Regions from separate parts of the Homo sapiens genome. Here region 1 is linked to region 2. A link is an interaction called in ENCODE POLR2A ChIA-PET data of the cell type or tissue named here. Cell type or tissue: GM12878. All regions are shown on one strand. Links, peaks and the distances in the headings refer to the core of each region. The heading gives the core; the rest is flanking DNA.

The links. Peaks named below come from ENCODE experiments on the same cell type or tissue, not always from the same donor. Only the 100,000 strongest peaks of a DNase experiment are listed, where the experiment ranks them.
Region 1: POLR2A ChIA-PET joins it to region 2 with 12 read pairs; 21 of 35 experiments call an interaction of 5 or more read pairs at or near these places.

The regions. Positions count from the first base shown.
Region 1 is chr11:66,078,379-66,083,755 of GRCh38, forward strand. All of the region lies in intron 1 of PACS1 (phosphofurin acidic cluster sorting protein 1), which reads left to right. Among named protein-coding and RNA genes, the nearest start is that of PACS1, 11 kb to the left of the region's middle. RefSeq lists an enhancer at 2,085-2,134. In GM12878, for the core only: no CTCF peak of the experiment used is centred there; a DNase peak (open chromatin) is centred at 3,305; H3K4me3 peaks cover 1,324 bases; H3K27ac peaks cover 1,665 bases.
Region 2 is chr11:66,133,585-66,138,961 of GRCh38, forward strand. The region is part of intron 1 of PACS1 (phosphofurin acidic cluster sorting protein 1); the gene reads left to right. Among named protein-coding and RNA genes, the nearest start is that of PACS1, 66 kb to the left of the region's middle. RefSeq lists silencers at 2,272-2,321, 5,326-5,377. In GM12878, for the core only: CTCF peaks have their summits at 1,147 (motif pointing left) and 4,038 (motif pointing left); DNase peaks (open chromatin) are centred at 2,487 and 4,217; H3K4me3 peaks cover 2,246 bases; H3K27ac peaks cover 4,023 bases.

The DNA of each region.
Region 1 (5,377 bases), core at 232-5,231, 55 kb before region 2:
TGTAACTCCTCCAAATGACAGATCTTTTGGACACATTAGTGGTTATGTGATTTCTTTCTAAACTAGTTTTCCAAACTACCTCTCAAAACTTTATTATGAGTAGGATTTCCCCCAGCTAACATTTTGGGTATGACTGGCATGTTAATTGTCTCTGAAGGATTTTAGACTGGTTATTTTGTTTTTGATTTTGAGATAGGCTCTCACTCTGTTGCCCAAACTGGAATGCAGTGGCATGAACACAGCTCACTCTGTTCAGCCTCAACCTCCTGGGTTCAAGTGATCCTCCCTCCTTAGACTCCCAAGTAGCTGGAACCACAGGCACATGCCAACATGCCCTGCTAACTTTTTAATTTTTTGCAGAGACAAGGTCCCACTATGCTGCCCAGGCTGATCTCAAACTCCTGGGCTCAAGCAATCCTCCCGCCTCAGCCTACCATAGTGTTGGGATTATAGGCGTAAGCCACCGCACCCAGGCTAGGCTGGTTATTGTGCTGAGATATAGGAAGGCGTTTTTTCTTTTCAGCTGTTTTCTTTTCTTTTTCTTTTTGAGACAGAGTCTTGCTCTCTTGCCCAGGCTGGAGTGCAGTGGCGCTATCTTGGCTCACTGCAACCTCTGTCTCCCGGGTTCAAGTGATTCTCCAGCCTCAGCCTCCCAAGTAGCTGGGATTACAGGTGCATACCACCATGCCCGACTAATTTTTGTATTTTTAGTAGAGACAGGCTTTCACCATGATGGCCAGGCTAGTCTTGAACTCCTGACCTCAAGCCCGCGTCAGCAGATTACTGGCGTGAGCCACCGCCCAGCCTCTTTTCAGTTGTTTTTCTGAAACATTGTGTGTGTTTGTGTGTGAGTATGTGCACTTCTGTATCTGTCTGTGAGTTTTCTTTTGTTCCTCTTGGTAGGTGAGACATTCTTTGTAGCAGGTTTTTTTTTTTTTTTTTTAATAGTTTATTGCTGGGAAAAGGTCTGGGTAAAAAAAAAAAAAGTTTAGAACACACTAAGGCTTGGGGCATCAGTCATCATTTACTGATCCCTCCTCACTAACCTTTTCCTGCCTCTTGTTTACAAACACCAAATGGCTTCAGGGTTTAGGGAGCAGCTTTTCCCTTCTGTTTTTCTGTTTTATGGTACCTCTCAAACACATTGCATTGTAATCCCTCCCAACCTCTGCCACCTTAGTCCTTCCCAGAAAGTAACCACTAGTGGCAGTTCAGAGTGATATTTTAAAATGAAAATCAGAACTTGTCACACCCCCTCTATAATCTTCCAGTTCATTCATTCAGCAAAAGCTTATAGACCAGCTGATATGTGCCGCAAGCAAAATCCTTGATCTCATGAAGTCTGCATTCTAGTGGGTGAAGATAAGAGACACCATCCAGTAACTTTCCGTCATACTTAAAAAAGATCCCCTTTTCATGGTTCAGGAGATGCTAAACGATGCAGCCCCTTCCCATGTCTTTGACCTCACCTTTGCGTTCTCCCCTTGTTCCTGCGGTGGGTCACCCTCGCCTTAGGGCTTTTGCACTTGCTGTTCCCTCTACCTGTGATACCCTTTCCCTGGATCCTTGGATCGCTGAGACTAGCTCCTGGGTATCATTCAGCTCTTCACTGACCTGCTACCTTGGAAGGCTGTCCTCACCTGCCCAACCCCTTCTGGGAGTTTATAAAGCTACTTCACACCTACTCGCCATTACTGGAAATAATCTTGTTCCTTTATTTAGTTACTTTATAGATGCTCAATAACTACATTTGTCAAATCAATGACACTGATTTTCCTATAGTGTTTTATAATGTTTATTGAATGACTATCTGTTATGCACAATTCATCCATTCACCAAATATTTACTGAGTGTTTCTGTGTGCCAAGCACTGATCTAGGCTCTGGAGAAGCAGCAGCAGACAGGCTGACAAAGTCCATTCTCTCCCGGGGTGTGCTTTCTGGTGGGGGTGACAGATGAGGAACAATTATATTGTTATATCTGTGATAAATGGTCAGATAGCGAGTAGGGTCACAAAGAATAGTGTGGTGGGGAACTGAGTGTGGGGGGAAAGGCTGTCTTGGTGAGGGAGGGCCTCTGGTAAGGTGACAGTTGCGCTGATGCTCGCTGCAGTGAAGCTGATGACCAGAGCATTTACTGTGTGCCACAAAACTGCCAGAGCCAGGTGCTACGATCCCTTTTCTCAGAAGGGAAAATTGAGGCCCTGTGAGGTGAAGGCATTTTTTTAAGACTACACAGTTTAAAAGTGGGCGGGGCTGGAATTTGTCTCATGACTCATGATTGCCAGACACCAGAGCCGTTTCTGTGTTTAAACTTGGTCCCCCAAGCCCTGTCTGGTTCTCATAGCTGACAAATAATATTTAATGCCTTATTCTTTGCCAGCTGGAATTACAAAACACTGCTCAATTTCCATCATAGACAGCGAGAGGCTGTGTGGTATAGTGGCTGTGAGTGTGGGTTCTGGAGCCAGTCAGGTCAGATTTTACTATTTGAGTGACTCTGGACAAGTTTTTAACCTCTATAATGCTTCAACTTTTCTCATCTGTAAATGGGCATAATAATTGTCCCTGCTGAGTGTGGTGGCTCATACTTATAACCCCAGCAATTTGGGAGGCTGAGGTGGAAGGATTGCTTGAGCCCAGGAGTTCGAGACCAGCCTGGGCAACATAGGGAGACCCCGTCTGTACAAAAAATAGAAAAAAAAATTAGCTGGGCTTGGTGGCACACGCCTGTGGTCCCAGCTACTTGGGAGGCTGAGGCTGGAGGATTGTGTGAGCTCAGGAAGTCAAGAATTCAGTGAGCTGTGTTCGCACTACTGCACTCCAGTCTGAGCGACAGATCAAGACCCTGTCTCAAAAAAAAAGAAAAAAGAAAGAAAGAAAAGAAAAGTCCCTGTCTCACAGGATTATCATCAGAATTAAATAAGGTTAATTTTGTTATTAACACATGTTAATCGTGTGTGTGGCAACATAGAAAGCACTTAATATCAGCTATTACTGTTGCTGTTTTTCTTGTCAACCTAATTTCTCCGTCTTCCCTGCCCCCCCCAACCAAAACAAAACAAACAAAACAAACAAAACAAACATGCTTTCTTTCTAGAATTAGGGTAATATTCAGATTTCCTCGGTGGGACCATCACAAGGTCTTGGGTTCACCTGAGGCACAGATCCTGCCAAACCCCAAGCTTATTAGACTACAAAGTCAAAACAAAATATTTTGGTTCTCTGAAGCAGTGGCTGGGTCGGGATCCTGTTTCTACATCCTGCCAGCTTATATGAACGGAAGAGATGGTACAGGCCCCGCCTGCAAACCACAGCTTTGTTTTGAGCCAGCTTGACTTGACAGCTTCCCTGTTTTACCTGCTGACTTCTTTAGCCCTGGTTTGGCAGCAGAAGAGCAACTGAACCGGTTTACAGCTTGCCATTTGTCACCGGTGAAAACTGAGCAACTCCTAGGAAAATGAGGGTTTAAATGTAGTTAATTTTTTTTTCTCTTGTCTTTTTAAGTTTTCCTTTTTGTGTCTCAAGCCATAGAAAAACTACATTCTACTTTTACAGGAGAAACCTGATAATACATTTGTGGTCTCTCCTGAAACATGTAGATCTTTGGGTGTATGTTAATTTTCACCTTTAATAAGCATCAGGACTTTATTTTTCCATTTTGGTTGGAAATCTACAATTATATTTACTTGTTTCTGGTTCTTCTTTAAGAATGTATAAAACACAGATTAACATTTCCTTGAATCTGGATCTTAATGATGAATGGATTCTCATGGTAAACATCAGGGCTTAATGAAGAGTGTAGACTGGTACATGGGGCACAACTGCTTTCTTTAGTTTTTTGGTTTTGTTTGTTTGTTTGTTTTTGAGACAGTCTTACTCTGTCCCACAGGCTGGAGTGCAGTGGTACAATCATAGCTCACTGCAGCCTCGAATTCCTGGACTCAAGTGATCCTCTAACCTCAGTCTTCCAAGTAAAGGTCCACATCACCATACCCGGCTAATTTTTAAATTATTTATAGAGATGGGGTTTTGCCATGTTGCCCTGGCCTCAAGTGATCCTCTCACCTCAGCTTCGCAAAGTATTGGGATTACAGGTGTGAGCCACTATGTCTGGCCACCTTAAAAAAAAACAAACAAAAAAACACCTCATTTGTTATGAAGATAGATAAAATGTTTGTTTGTAAAATGTTTGCGCATCAGGCCGGGCGCTGTGGCTCACGCCTGTAATCCCAGCACTTTGGGAGGCCGAGGTGGGTGGATTACCTGAGGTCAGGAGTTACCTGGCCAACATGGTGAAACTCCATCTTTACTAAAAATACAAAAAAATTAGCCGGGCGTGTGGCGGTCGCCTGTAATCTCAGCTACTTGGGAGGCTGAGACAGGAGAATCGCTTGAACCCGAGAGGCAGAGGTTGCAGTGAGCCAAGATCATGCCATTGCACTCCAGCCTGGGCAGCAAGAGCAAAACTCTGTTTCAAAAAATATAAAATAAAATGTCTGAGCATCTATGTTCATAGAAATCATGACCTTCACATCTTTGAGGAGTGTCAGTGAAACTATGAATATGATGGTATAATATTTATACTGCAGCAGCTCTCATATCAGCCACCTTTTACATTGTCTTCACAAGCAGGTTTTTGTTTGGTACTTTAAATCACAGGCGATGGAATGGGGCAGTGTAATATGCCTTAAGTCTATTGTTTATGAAATTATGTCCTCAGAGTTAAAATATGTAGAAAGTAGTTGACAGCATTCTGTCATCTCTCCCATGCACTGCTTTTGCTGTGGATGAAAATGAATAAGCAACTCTGGAAACCAAGGTCCTCTGGGAACATAAAAACTCCTGTGGCTATTAATGGATTTAATTGTATTTCCTCTCTGCCACCAAGATATGCAATAAATTGTTTATGCCCTTGCCGTTAGTGGGGAGAATTGTTCATTAAACGCATGTAATGTCATTATTGCTTTGTTTTTATTACTTGTAGGTAGTCCTATCTCTCCTTTTAAAAAAAGTATAAAAAGAATGGCCGTAATTATTAAACACTGGCCATTAATCCCTTTGGTTGACTTTTTCCTCCATGGAGAAAAAGGAAAGTATCATCTCACTGGGGAAGCAAGCTTGGGCTGGAAATGGGTCATGGTCTCCCAAATCTAAGATCTGGCAGAAGGTTGGTTTTGTATGCTTTGGACTTGGGCCAAGTGATATGTTTACTTAGGCTCCAGAAGGGCCTGGTTCTAAGGCAGCCACACTGATAAATGAATGCCTTGTATCAAGTGTGGAGAGGCTTCATTATATTTAAATCCACTTAAGAGAACAGCTATAGAAGAATGACTGTTTAGGACTGTGGCTCTGTTTTCTTGTTTGTCATTTAGATA
Region 2 (5,377 bases), core at 325-5,324:
AGCTCACTGCAGCCTCCGATTCCTGTGTTCAAGCTGTCCTCCAGGGTAGCAGGAACTATAGGCACACACCACTACACCCAGCTAACTTTTCAATTTTTTTGTAGAGATGGAGTTCCACATCTGTCGGTCAGACTGGTCTGAAACTTCTGGCCTCAAGCGATCCTCCTATCTCAACCCCCCAAAGTGCTGGGATTACAGGTGTGAGCCACTGCGCCCAGCCAGACTTTTTTGTTAAATGTACCTTAAAGCAATGCTTTCTTCTTTTTTTTCCCATCACAAATTTAATTATTTATAAAAATATCTAATGGAAAGAAACTGGATTAGCAAGCCAGACAGATACTTGTCCTGGCTAAGTGTGATACTGGGCAAGTTGTTGACTTCCTTCTTCAGATGCCTGTGATATATACCCCATGTTTATTCTAATTTCTTAAAGATATGAGAACCTAGCTCTAACATAAGCATGAAATGCCTATTCCTGAGGCATTGATCACATTGTCATTGTTCCAGGTTCCTCTCTGTGCTCCCTGAAATCCCCATTAGCGTAATTCCCCACCATCCCCTTGTGCGGAGTCCACTGCCCCACTGTGCTGCTGCCCTCGACTGTTGTGAGGCCGGCTGAGTTTCAGTAACAGGGACTCGGTGATTAAATTTCTTTTTCTTTTTCTTTTTCTTTTTTTTTTTTTTTTTTTTTTTTTGAGACGGAGTCTCGCTCTGTCCCCCAAGCTGGAGTGCAGTGGAGCAATCTCGCTCGGCTCACTGCAACCTCTGCCTCCCAGGTTCAAGTGATTCTTGTGCCTCAGCCTCCCTAGTAGCTGGGACCTACAGGTGCCTGCCACTACACCTGGCTAGGTGATGAAATTTCTTCAGCTTTCTCTGGCCCTCCCTACTTCTAGGATCCAAATGACACGCTACGTATCGTTGCCATTTCTGATTTGGATGTACAAATATAGGGACAGATGGGTTTGTGTTTGTTTTTGATGTATTTTTTTTTCTCTCTTAATCTGGCTGTAAAAGCATTTCCAATGGCTTATAGTTTAGTATGTGTTCCCAAAGTGGGAGCAGCCTGTACATATGGAAGTCCAGTTGGGTAGGGCTCCCTGTACCCTGGCGCCAGGGCGTTGTTCTGACCGATGGTGCCCCCTGATGGCCAGTGTAGAAACTTGGTCACGGTGTCATCTTTTTCTCACTATCACTGGGGATTCCCTTCACTCCCCAGCAATTACTCACTTTTATTCTGTCTTGAATCTTAGATAATTATGCCGGAGATAATCCTTCTTATCTCCTCTTTGGGTTTCTTGTTTCTTCCTTATTTATTGCTCTCTTACCTCAAAAATATCTTATTTCAGCCAAGTGCAGTGGCTCACGCCTGTAATCCCAGCATTTTGGGAGGCTGAGGTAGGTGGATCACCTGAGGTCAGGAGTTCGAGACCAGCCTGGCCATCATGGTGAAACCCTGTCTCTACTAAAAATACAAAAATTAGCCAGGTGTGGTGCTACTCCAGCTACTTGGGAGTCTGAGGCAGGAGGATGGCTTGAACCCGGGATGTGGAGGTTGCAGTGAGCTGAGGTCACATCGCTGCACTCCAGCCTGGGCAATAGAGATAGACTCCATCTCAAAAAAAAAAATCTTATTTCTTCTCACCACTCATTCTTTTCATTATATTTTGAACTAAAAGCTTGTCCTGGTAATGGCTAAAGAGTACTTAGTGGTGTGTCCATATCAAAAAGAAAGGAAGCCCTTGATTTTGAAGAGAAATTAGAAGCCACGCTAAGGACTCATGGTTGCCATCTTCACGAGCTCTGAGATAGGTAAGGCACGCCCTTCAGAATCTTTATGGGTTTTTGTTAGCTCCTCAGCTTTCTCCAACTAAAATTGCTTTGGCTTAAGCTTTAGAACTCAAGATAAATGAAAGTTCTTCATTTTAACTTTAGTTGATAAATTACTAGTATTACAGAGCGATTTTCTGTGTGGAAAACATGCCAGCACTGTCACCCAGACACACTGTGCACAGGTTCAGCATGTACCATGGCTGCCTGAGGCCTGCCCTCATCCCTGCTGGCCTCCTCTCCTGCGCTTTTTTTTTTTTTTTGAGACAGAGCCTTGCTCTGTCACCCAGGCTAGAGTGCAGTGGTGCAATCTCAACTCAGTGCAACCTCCACCTCCTGGGTTCAAGCAATTCTTCTGTCTCAGCCTCCCGAGTAGCTGGGATTACAGGTGCCTACCACCATGCCTGGCTAATTTTTGTATTTTTAGTAGAGACGGGGTTTCACCATGTTGGCCAGGCTGGTCTCGAACTCCTGACCTCAAGTGATCCACCCCACTTGGCCTCCCAAAGTGCTGGGATTACAGGCGTGAGCCACTACACCCAGCCTCCTGCGCTCCTCTTAACGTGGTTTCAGATTCTGCCCACGTGCCTTCCAGACTAGCTTCTGAAACACTGTCCACCTGTCAGTTGAATTATTGAGCTACTGATTTGTCTGTGACTTTTAGCTCATAATTGGACTGTCGTAAATGACGTAGATACGTAAGTACGTCCTACGGGTTATGTGGCTATGCTGCTGAGACCTCACACTCAACCCTCCAGCACTAATTCACTCTCTTTCAAAATTGTGCTGTTGCTTTCAGTGTTTGGGGAGCCCAGGAGAGGAATGTGAAACAGGACTGCCCAATCCCGCTAACACACACACACACACACACACACGCCAAGAATGTGAAACAGGACTGCCCAATCCCACTGTCACACACACACACACACACACACACACACACCAAAAACCAAAACAAACCAAAATATTCCTGAGTGCAGGAGTTATGATTTAACAAAACCTTCATATCCTCTAACATCCCCACTCCAGAGAACACCCTACTTAGAATAAAAAGCTAGGAGTGATGAGCACCATGGCTTTCAGTCTTTATGGAGCTGTGATAGCCCATCATTATTTGATTTATTCTCCTATCTTTTCCAGAGCGGATGTAGTCTTTGAATAGAATTGCATAATTTTAGGGTTTTAAGCACCCTCAGTAATCGTGCAGTTTAGTTTCCCATCTCATGCCTTCCAAAAAACTTCATACAAGTTGACCCTCATCTAGCCTTGGCCCGAGTGCTTCCACTGAACAAGAATTCAGCAGTTTTTTAAGCAGGCCCATTCCATTGTATGGACTGCCCGAATTATTAATAAGTTCTCTATGTTCGGCTAAAACTTAACTCATGGGAATTTCCACCCTAAGTCCTGATTTAACCATTTGTAGAAATGAATGACTCAGTTTTTTCACTCCCACAGAAGTGGTCTTCAGCTATTGGAGGACAGTGCCCGGCCTCCGTAGGCTCTCCAGCCTCAGCATTGCCCACTTTTCTCTTGGCTTGTTGGGCTTTTTTCTTCTTGATTTTTGGGGATTTTTGAAAATAGCCCTATGTCTTGGATATGAGTCACAAATTGCCCCCCCCCCCACCATTTCGTCATTTGTCTCCAAGCTCTGTTTACATTGGTGTTTGCCGTGCAGAAGTTTTTCTTTAATGTAATAAAATGTAGCCATCTTTTTTAAAATGACCTCTGGACTTCATGTGTTTGGAGTTTATTCATACTTAGAAAGGCCTTGTCCACTTGAGGCTGTTTAAAAAATACCCATATTTTCTGCTAGTACTTAAATGGATTTGTGTGAGTGTGTGTGTTTGTGTTTGTGTGTGTGTGTGTGTACTTAAATCTTTTATGCATCTAGAATTTATTTTAAGATAAGATGTGAGGTAGGGGTTCAAATTAATTTTTTTCCAGCTAGCTGTCTAGTTACTCCAACATTATTGAATTACTCATTTTTTCCTGTTTTGAAATGCCATTATATTAAATTCATGACACACTTTTGGATTTATTCCTAGAGTGTTTCATATGTTTTATTTCCAAGCAAACCACCACACACATCTTATACCTTCATTACTGAAATTTTTAACCTAAATGTAAAACTTGTTATGTGCTTACCTGGCATCCAGCCGGTCAGGATGGTCTGACTCTGCTCCTTCCTGCCTCAGCAGCCTCCTCTTTTGTGCCACCTGCAGGTTAATAAGCATCTCTTATGTCATTATCCAGGCCATTGACCAAGGGGTGACAATAATATTGGCCATTGTAGGGCTGTCCTTTGGACTCCAGTGGAGAGCCATTACTCACTGTTTCCTATTTTAGAAATGCAGCATGATAGGTTAAAAAGTGCTTAGGGTTTTGGTTTCAGTTGCAGAACTAAATTTGAGCATCCCTTCTATTCATTGTTTCTCAGACTTTAATGTGAACAGGAATAACCTGAGAATCTTGTTAAAATGCAAATTCTTTTTTTATTTTTAGTAGAGACGGGGTTTCACCATGTTGGCCAGGCTGGTCTTGAACTCCTGACCTCAGGTGATCCACCTGCCTTGGGCTTCTAGAATGCTGGTATTACAGACATGAGCCACAGCACCCAGCATAAAATGCAAATTCTGATTCAGTAGGTCTGGGGTAGGCCAAGATTTTGCCCCGTTTATTTATTTATTTATTTATTTATTGGACAGTATCACACTCTGTCACTCAGGCTAGAGTGCAGTGGCCTGATCATGGCTCACTGCAGCCTCAAACTCATGGACTGAAGTGATGCTCCTGCCTCAGCCTTCTTAGTAGATAGGACTGTAGACTTCTGCCACCATGCCCAGGTAATTAAAAAAAATTTTTTTACAGAGATGGGAGTCTTGCCATATTACCTGGGCTGGTATTGAAATCCTGTCCCCAAGCAACCACCCAAAGTGGGATTACAGGGTGAGCTATGGTGCCCAGACGGCTTTTGCATTTTTAATAAGTCCCCAGGCCATGCTGATGCTGATGGTCCATGGACTACCCTATACTTTGCAGGACCAAGACTAGAGTGAGTCAAGTGACATGCCCCACGAAGTGTGTGAGGAGGCACTTACTGTCTTGGCACTTGCACAAACCTGAGAGCAAGCACTTCTTTAAGTTTTGTACCCTGGGTCCCTTGCTTGCCTCACCCTAATCCCAGCCCTGATATTGTGTTTCTTATTATTGTTAGGCTTACTGCTGATGAAGCTACTAAATAGGACTCTTGAGAGGTGAGCTCTTGCTGTCTGCACTTTTTTTTTTTTTCGAGACAAAGTCTTGCTCTGTCGCCCAAGCTGGAGTGCAGTGGCGCGATCTTGGCTCACTGCAACCTCCGCCTCCCGGGTTCAAGTGATTCTCCTGCCTCAGCCTCCCGAGTAGCTGGGACTACAGACATGCGCCACCACGCCCAGCTAATTTTTGTATTTTTAGTAGAGACAGGGTTTCACCATGTTGGCCAGGATGGTCTCGATATCTTGACCTCATGATCCGCCCGCCTCAGCCTCCCAAAGTGCTGGGATTACAGGTG